Linked DNA regions of Homo sapiens: region 1 is linked to region 2. Evidence: chromatin loops called from intact Hi-C (ENCODE). Cell type or tissue: breast epithelium. All regions are shown on one strand.

The links. Hi-C counts contacts between places; a loop is a spot of excess contacts. Peaks named below come from ENCODE experiments on the same cell type or tissue, not always from the same donor. Only the 100,000 strongest peaks of a DNase experiment are listed, where the experiment ranks them.
Region 1: it touches region 2 in a loop (13-fold over the local background); 1 of 110 quality-filtered maps calls a loop at or near these places.

The regions. Positions count from the first base shown.
Region 1 is chr3:29,164,492-29,169,491 of GRCh38, forward strand. No RefSeq gene overlaps it. Among named protein-coding and RNA genes, the nearest start is that of RBMS3-AS3, 110 kb to the right of the region's middle. In breast epithelium, no CTCF peak of the experiment used is centred here; no DNase peak of the experiment used is centred here.
Region 2 is chr3:29,430,049-29,435,048 of GRCh38, forward strand. RBMS3 (RNA binding motif single stranded interacting protein 3) reads left to right here. Exons shown (of 15, transcript NM_001003793.3): 2 at 4,695-4,867. Among named protein-coding and RNA genes, the nearest start is that of RBMS3, 150 kb to the left of the region's middle. In breast epithelium, no CTCF peak of the experiment used is centred here; no DNase peak of the experiment used is centred here; H3K27ac peaks cover 1,339 bases.

The DNA.
Region 1 (5,000 bases), 270 kb before region 2:
GTCAGACTAAATATATACCACTTTTTAATTTAAAGGCTAAATTTCAACTTACACAAATAAACTTGTATTCCCTGCCTAATCTGAACCATGAGTTACTGAGGATTCTTTGATTTTTTTTTTTAAATTTTGTGGGTTATATCCTACAAAGTTGGGACTTCTGATTTGACAGGAAATGTGAGATTAGCTTCTTTAATTGGGCCACATACATTTTCTCTTATGACTGTGAAATCCATTTTGTGGTATCTACTTAGGCATCCCAAAAGAGAAAAAATAAAAATCTTTAGAATCAATTTAACAAATCAAAGCTTCTTCCTGAAAGGGTAACTGATGTGTAGGCCGCAAAACATCTTGCAAAATTGGCAGTTTTCTGACTATGGAGATAGAGATAATCCCTATCCACTTTTTGTACTCACACAGTAACTTTAAAAGTAATGTGCTGAATGTCTAGGCATTTCTCAGCCACTTTACTTGGATGGCTCAATGCTGCTCCAAGAACCGACAATTCCTCTTTCTCTTAGTTTCTTTTCTGCCAAGTTCCCTCCTTGCTGACGGAGACACCATCTGCTGCATGTGCAGTGACTGAGGCATCACTGAAATTCTGCTGTCAGTTTTATTCCAACATTCAAACAATTGCTAGTTTATTTTTGAAGCAGATTTCCACTCTAAAGCTCCTCATTTAAGCTTCAGTCATCCCATAACAGTTATCAGTCATGTTGCTATTTGCAACCTCAAGGCAGATGTTCTAGAAGCAGCCTTTCATTGACTTGCCTTCCATCAGCCATTAGTGTGTTTGTGGAAGGTGGATGCCCTTCATGCCGGATACTTTCCTCATTATGTCAGTAGAAACTATAGAGGTTGGGAGTGAGTCTGGATTGGTGGTGTGGGGGTCAAGAATTAGAAAACTGTGGCTATTCAACCAGTTAGCACAGAACGCCACCAGAAAAGCCACTGCAAAGGGCTTCTCAGAATGTCACTGTACAATCACAGATAATGTCTTGTTCCCCCATATGATAAATCCCCAAGTGGAAGCAGGGCTCTTGAGGGCCCTTTCCCATAACTAAAAAAACCTCATCTTTCTCACTGTCTCATTTGTTCCAAGTGTCTTTCTGGACTCTTCTAACTACTTCTGCTTCTGACATTTATCCACTGAGTAGAAGGCAATTTGGCAAAGGGGCTGAAGAGCATGTGCACTGAGGTTAGAGATACTTACTTTTGAAACTGAGTTTCCCTATTTGCTGGTCCAAGCCCCAGAGTCCTTAATATAGACTTTATGCACATTGTTGTGAAAATGAATTATATAATGTTTGCAAAGTGCTGAGGGATGATAAGCGCTCTGTTTCTCTCTCACACATTTTCACTCTTGCTCTTTCTCTTGTTCACTCTGTATGTTTCCATATATGTATGTATATGTATATGTGTCATACAATGATCTATCATACACACACAAACACACACATACACACACACACACAAAGAGATAGCTAGAGAGAGTCATACATCCCTGAACAACAAGGATACATTTTTAGAAATGGGTTGCTAGGCTATTTCGTCCATGAACATCGTAGAGGGCACTTACACAAACCTAGATGGTATAGTCTACTACATGCCTAGGATGTATGGAATAGCCTATTGCTTTTAGGTTGTAAACCTGTACAGTATGTTACTGTATTGAACATTGTCAGTTGTAACACAATGGTGCAATGGTATTTGTGTATCTAAACATATTTAAATATAGGCAAAGTGCGGTAAAAATATGATATAAAAGGCAAAAAAATGGCACATCTGTACAGGGCATGTACCATGAATGCAGCTTGCAAGACTGGCAGTTGTTCTTAGTGAGTCAGCGAGTGAGTGATTAGTGAATATCAAGGCCTGGGACATTACTGTATACTACTGTATACTTTATAAACACTGGACACTTAGGCTTCACTAAATTTATTTAAAAATATTTTTATTCAATAATACAGTACCTTTAGCTTGGATATTTTTACTTTATAAACTTTTAATTTTTTTAACTTTTTTGTAATAACGCTTAAAAACATTGTATAGCTGTAGAAAAAATATTTTCTTTCTTTATATCCTTATTCTACATACTTTTTTCAAATTTAATTTTTTTTTTTTTTTTTTTTGAGACAGAGTCTCACTCTGTCCTCCAGGCTAGAGTGCAGTAGCACAATCTCAGCTCACTGCAACCTCTGTCTCCCGGGTTCAAGAGATTCTCCTGCCTCAGCCACCCCCAAGTAGCTAGGACTACAGGTGCAGGCCACCATGCCCAGTTAATTTTTGTATTTTTAGTAGAGATATGGTTTCACCATGTTGGTTAGGCTAGTCTCGAACTCCTGACATCAAGTGATTGACCCGCCTCGGCCTCTGAAAGTGCTGGGATTACAGGCATGAGCCACCGCACCCTGCCTATTTTTAAAATTTTTTTATTATTTTTTTTTACTTAAAAGCTTTTCGTTAGAAACAAAGGCACAAACGCACGAATTAGCCTAGGCTAACACAGGGTCAGGATGATCAACGTGGAGGTCTTCCACCTCCACATCTCCCGACTGGAAGGTCTTCAGGGGCAATAATGTGCATGGAGCTGTTATCTCCTATAGCAACTATGATTTCTTTTGGAATACATCCTGAAAGACCTGCTTCAAGCTGTTTTACGGCTATTTTTATAAGTAGAAGAAGTACACTCTTAAGTAATGACAAAAAGTCATTACTTTTTGTTGCATAGTAAATACATAAATCAGTAACATAGTTGCTTACTATCATTACCAAGTATTATGTACTATACACAATTGCATGTGAAATATTTTTATACAACTGGCAGTGCAGTAGGTTTGCTTATACCAGCATCACCACAAACACATGAGTAATGCATTGCTCTATGAAGTTATGATGGCTACAACATTCTGTGGGACCACTGTATATATATGATCTGTGGTTAACTGAAACTATATTATGTGGCTCATGACTGTGTAACGCAATACAACTGTGAGATATATACAATGAATTTTGTATCTGTATTGTCAAAAATAAACTTCTTCAACCTATAGTTCTCTAACTTTATACCTATTCCTCTTTGTTTCTGTAAGATATTTCTTTTTTTTTTTTTTTTTTTGTTTTGAGATGGAGTCTCGCTCTGTGGCCCAGGCTGGAGTGCAGTGGCACGATTTCGGCTCACTGCAAGCTCCACCTCCCGGGTTCACGCCATTCTCCTGCCTCAGCCTCCCGAGCAGCTGGGACTACAGGTGCCCGCCACCACGCCTGGCTAATTTTTTGTATTTTTAGTAAAGACGGGGTTTCACCATGTTAGCCAGGATGGTCTCGATCTCCTGACCTCATGATCCACCCACCTTGGCTTCCCAAAGTGCTGGGATTACAGGCGTGAGCCACCGCGCTTGGCCTCTGTAAGATATTTCTAACTGGGATATTCTGTAGTTACATGGAGCAAACTACTGGTAGATATAGAAGGAAGAAAGCAATTTCCCTTTTCCCCATTACTCTCATCAGTATCACTATTCATACTGTTTTAAACACCTTCTATTTTCATGATCCTTTCCTGTAAATTTCAACTTCAATTACCTTCTGCAGTAGGCATAAAGAAATTTATGAATTGATTCAAAGCGTTTTCTTTCCCCAACTTCTCTTTCCATAACATTATGCTTGTTGGTGGAGAAAGTACAATGATAAATTTAAAAAGTTGACAGTTTAGAACGGAATTTGGCAAACTCCAGCAAGTCAAATCCATCCAGCCCACTGCCTGCTTTTGTAAATAAAGTTTTATTGGCACCCAGCCACTCCCCTTTTTTTTTTTTTCAGATTGTCTATGGCTGCTTTTATGCTACAATGGCAGAGTTGAATAGTTGCTACTGAGATTGTGTAGCTCATATAACCTAAAATATTTACCATCTGACCCTTTGTAGTAAAACAAATTGCCAAGCCCCAGTCTAAAAGATTCTGAATTGTCTGTGTATGTAAGAGATAGGGTAAGATACAAGTGCATGCATAAACACATTTTAATGCTTTTGAACTTAGATATATCTGCCACAAAAAAACCCACAAAAATATGTAAATTCCAAATTATGTGATGATAAAGACAAAGGAACAATAAAATCTGCTGAAGGACTACAAATTGGGTAATAGTTCACAGACTAGCTCACATGTCAGTAGAACATCTGAAATTAGTAAAATTTGGTAACAACAGGTGAGCACAGCAAGTTCTTTCAATAAATATTTAGTGAGTGTCTATTGACATATTCCAATAGATGGAGAATTTACTTAGAGTGAGTATCCCTCACCTTCTTGTGCCTTCTGCAAGATCTAGTGCAGTACTGCTCACATGGTAAGTTGACAATAAATGCCTGTTATTCAATTGCTGATGAAGTAGTTTGTAACAAAGGCATGATAACATTCCACAGCATAAATCATACAATGCTGAAGACACATAACTTCTGGCAAGATTCCTTAGAGAGGATGCAGGAGGGGGTTATTGCAACTAAAGTTTTGTGATGGATAGGATAGTTCTTGGGTGATGATTATCATTTGTTACTACGATTTAGTGGTTACTCTATCCTTAGTTCTCTGATACTCAAAACAGTTTTTTAGTCTGTAATGATTTTCATGACTGGTAGAGAGTATATTCTGTGCTTGAGAATGAAAACTCCCAATAATCTGTGCCCTTTGAAGTAGAGATTCAATAAGTGGTACTAATATTAGAATGAACTTGCCAAGGGCAAACTACTCATGGTACTTTGCCATACTTTGCAGCATGGAAACAGTAATTTTATAGAATTTTCCACTAATAAGCCACTCCTTATGTCTTTGGCCGATGGGAATTAATTTTTTGGATACGGGGCCTAATTGAATTAGCTCATCACCTTAAGCTTATACTAATAAATTTGGTGATAGCCTTAAGCTCCCTGCCTTCTCAACTCAGTCCATTTGCATGGTCTTAGTCACTGATGACTTCTAAATCTCCAGGACAGAGCTTTCTACTGAACTCA
Region 2 (5,000 bases):
GGCCTGTGCATTTGTCAGGCATTCCGGGAACTTTCTGCCAACATTTTGTTGATTAAAGGATGTGTATTTGGAATATGGGTGGAGAGGAAGGAATTTATAATTCTTAAAACCAAAGAATGATTTATAATGCTGACCGCTACCTGAATCAATCAGTGCATCATCAACAGATAAATGAAATACTAAAGATAAGGAAGAGTTCCTACACTGGGTGTTAAAATCTGTGGATTGATTGGTTCAATAACACCGAGAAAATCGACCGCTTTCAGCAGAATTTCTAGAATTTACGAACAAGGATATGACAAAGAAAACCGCCTTTTTGTATTTTGTTCAGAAAGCTTCTGAAATACATTCTTTCTTCACAAGTCTGGTGCTTCCACTCCTAATTATAAATTACATATCTCACTTCAGTGCACACAAGTTCCTGATCCTCATCCCAACTTCGGTTGGCTTTTGACTATTTTGTTAATTTTTTTCCCTGTGAATTTGTTGGGCCTTTTGGAGGACACGTTTATTGCTTTAGGCATCATGCAATTTACTAAATGGTGTTCTGGTTATGGAAATGCTTACAAAGAGCCCTAGGGGGGAAAAGAATTAAGTAAACACATATTGATCATCCTGTAGCTGGTGCTTTCTTATTTGATTAGTCAAGGACTCAGTCTGAACTGGTCCTTCTAATCTGTGATACATAAAGCTGGAGACATTTTTCTGGCTCCCTGGTGGTTTTAAAGGCTAAACAAAGTCTCATTTTTGAAAAAGCCTGAATGCAGAATGGAATTCAAAGAATTTGGAGAGAGGGGAGGTGAAAGTGGTAGCAAACAGCTTTAAAAAGGCCCTGGGAATTTTAAGAGAGTAAGGCATATAAGGGAAGTAAAGAGAAATCTCATCTGACCCATTATGAGATACACCAGGAAGCCACCTCGGCAAGCATGTACTGAACACCTACTGTGTGCAGGACTTGTAAAAGAGGTAGAGCTTAAGTTTTGTGAGGATTCCAAGAAGCTAAACAGAATACTTTATGTCAGGAAATAAGTCATAGTTTTTGATGCTAGCTAAGAAACTTGAGCTTTCTGTAGATATTAAATTTCAAAAGGCAATGAATATATTCTATTTAATCCAAATACCAGGAAAAGAAGGTTTTATCCTGTATAATTCATTTTAAAATTCATTTTAAAATTCTATGTGAAAAATGTTGATACTAAAGCAATACTAAAGAATAGTTGAGAAAAATGTTTCTTTCTTTCTTTTTCCTTTTCTTTTTTTTTTTTGACAGAGTCTCACTCTGTCGCCTGGCTGGAGTACAGTGGCGCAATCTCGGCTCACTGCAACCTCTGACTCTCGGGTTCAAGTGATTCTTCTGCCTCAGCCTCCTGAGTAGCTGGGATTATAGGCACATACCACCATGCCCAGCTAATTTTTGTATTTTTAGTAGAGATGGGGTTTCACTATGTTGGCCAGGATGGTCTTGATCTCCCGACCTTGTGATCCGCCCTCCTCAGCCTCCCAAACTGCTGGGACTACAGGCGTGAGCCACCGCGCCCAGCCAAAAAACGTTTATTTCAAAGAAGAAATCTGGAGGCTCTGGGTTTTGCTCCTGTCATGTCTATTCTTTCACTTGTGCATTTCTCAACTGTTGGTCAATGTGTGTTTGCGTTGCACAATTTTCTTTCTTTGTTATTTTTACTTTTTATTTTTTCTGAGACTGGGTCTTGCTCTGTTGCCCAGGCTAGAGTGCAGTGGCGCCATCATGGCTCACTGCAGCCTCAGCCTCTAGGGTTCAAGTGAACCTCCCACCTCGGCCTCCTGGATAGCAGAGACCACAGGCACATGGTACCACACCCAGCTAATTTTTGTGTATTTTTTATAGAGATGGGGTTTTGCCATGTTGTCCAGACTGGTCTCGAGCTCCTGGGCTCAAGCAGTCCACCCATCTCAGCCTCCCAAAGTGCTAGGATTACAGGCGTGAACCATAGTGCCCAGTCTGGACAATTTTCTTATTCCCAACCTACCCTGCCTTCCCAAAAATAAGGGGCATAAAAGGTGAAACATGATAGAAAGCTTGAAGCTCGCTGCATATGAGATGGTACAGTCTCTGGCTGAGGGAAACAATGGGAATTCAGAGAAAAGGAGGTTTCCAGGAGGCTGTTTGAGATTTTGGTGGCTGACTGTATTCTGAGATTTAGAATTAAGAAGCAGATAAAGCTAACACCAAGTTTTCTAGCATGGAGACTGGCAGAACAACAGCAACATTGAAAGATATGGGGTAATTGTATTGGGTGGCTGGTGTGGGGAATTGGGAATGAGAGAATAGGTGCAATGGGTTGCATGTGATATACTGAATCTAAAGCACATTGTCTTATAGACAGTGGGAAATAGGGACTGACCAAATTTAAAATCCTGGAAGGTGTAAAACAGATTACTATTGCAAGAAATGAAGCTGGGTACTGCTAAAACTTGGCCTTCTTTCTCTAAATGCTAAGTGCTGTCTTTATTCCATTTTTTATTATATATATAGTAACCTAAATATTTCTCAAGCACCTACTGTATATCAGGCACTAGGCTACATACATGACATACTCATGTATGGTTTGACACATTCCCTGCTCTCAGGAAACACAGATTACTGTTAGAGGCAGGCATTAAATAAGCCAAAAATAATTAAATAAGACCCAATACACTGAAAGCTGTGAAGGAAAATACCAGAGTGTTGTAGGATGATACTTAATTTGAAATCAGAAGGATGGATTAGAGCCAGCCGAGTAGAGTGGGGCTGAGAATGGGAAGGGTGAAAAGTTGGGAGTACCACAGTGTCTGGTCTAAGAAGTGATTGGAGAAAAAGTCTGATAAAAAATCATGTGGAGCTTTCAGGACTTTGTAATAAGTTTGGTGGGAAGCCACTGCAGGATTCTACATACAAAGTTTAGCTGTCTGTGATTAAGGCCACAGTCAGTTCTATTTCCAGGACATCTCATTATTTACCCAGACCCACTAGGCCTGTCAATTTGGTCAGCAGCAGAAGTTTTGGGATGAAAAGACATACTATTTTCATGTTGAATATGTTTCTTGAGGTTTTTTTTTTTAGAATGAAACTGTAGAGACACAAAGTACATTTTTTTCCCTCAGATTATATTATTCCTTACCTTTATGCCATGGCACAAAATGTATTATAGTTTGACCTCATCTGAATACTTACTTGCTAATGTGCCAAAAATGTGCTGTTTGACAAAGACATACCTCCCAAATCTGATAAAATAGCTAAAGACTCTTCATCTTCAGATGAGAACCCAGCCCAAAGTTTCCCCACTGGAATCTTGATGAATGTGCTTATTTTGTTTTTGGGTAGCATTTGGGGTCACAACTGAGAAAATCTGGGACAGTTATATAGGTTGATATTACTACAAGACAGATACAAACCATGAATATTCATATTATTGTTATTTTTGCTAATATTGTACACTTATTAATTTCTAGGAACCATTTTGTTTGCATTAACTCAACTTTTTGAAAAAATCTTCTAACTTAAGAGAGTACCGTTATTATCTCCTTCGTATTAATGAGAATGCTGCTTCTCAGAGAGGTTAAGGCACCACTTAAAGGTCACATAGCCAGTAAGAGGCACAGCAGGGACTCAACCCTAGACAGTCAGTGTTAGTTGAGAACTTTTGAAGATATGCCTGTATAAAAAAAGAAGCATAATTAGTAAATATATATCTATGAATTCTGGTATGTATAATTTTAAAAACCCTCACATTGTTTATTGCAATTTTCTGGGAGTCATTTTATCATTTTAATTTTGCCATATAATAATGTAATGAATTAAAACAGCGGTTCTCCCAGGGGGAGATTCCTACCAGCACCAGGGAGCATTTGGCAATGTCTGGGAATATTTTTTGGTGATCACATCTGGGGAATGGGCATTACTAGAATCTGGGAGATAGAGGCTAAGGATGCTACTAAACATCCTACAGTGAACAAGGACAGTGCCCACAACAAATAATTATCCTGTCCAGATGGTTTATAGTGCCTAGGTTGGGATCCTGGATTAGAGTAATTTAAAGAGGATCTTGAAGGTAAGGAAAGAATGGTAGCTCCATCTTGCAAACAAGGAACATTCAATGTAAAGAAACGATTTTGGGAATATGAGAAAGAGCTAAGATGGTTTCATTCATTCAGTCATTCATAGAATCACTATTTATAGGAATGATTTCTTTGTATCAGGAATTATGCTGAACAGTAATGTTGAGGAAAACAATAGGAGGGAGTTTCTTTGGAGAAAAGGAGGGAACAAGGTAATAGAGGGAAACCAAAGATGCTTGGGTATTAAAGGTAAGCTAGGGTCAGAGTTTATTGCCAAAAGTGACTGTTTTATTTTATTAGGGAAGAAGATATGCTACTTTACCAATCTAAGGAGAGTCACTATAGTCAGAGACAAGTTCAAATGCCATATGCTACTGCCAGGAGCACCTGATAACTGTTTTTTGTCCCTTTTATGGCTGACTTATGCTGATCTGAATGGAGGGCCAGGGCGGGGGACGATATTCTTGAATGCAACAGAGAGTAGTGATATAAATGTGTGTGTGTATGTACGTGTGTGTATTGGAGAAGACGCATAGCTTACATTGATTTCAAGTTGTGCTGCTGGCCTGTGAATAGGTGCTGGCTTTTGTTTTTCCAGTAACAGCTTTTTCTGTTTCCAGCAGTCCTATGCACCAGCTCCCCACCCCATGGCTCCTCCCAGCCCCAGCACAAACAGCAGCAGCAACAACAGCAGCAACAACAGCAGCGGGGAACAGTTGAGTAAAACCAACCTGTACATTCGAGGCCTCCCACCAGGCACCACTGACCAGGACCTAATCAAGCTGTGCCAACCGTAAGTGTCCTTCTGCTGCCCGTGCTGTTTCTCACTCCCATACTTGCCTTGGTGGGCAGGATGTGTTATTTCAGTCAATGTACTCATCCACTGGTGTCTCAGTGAGGAAGACTCTTCTTTACAAACAGGACTT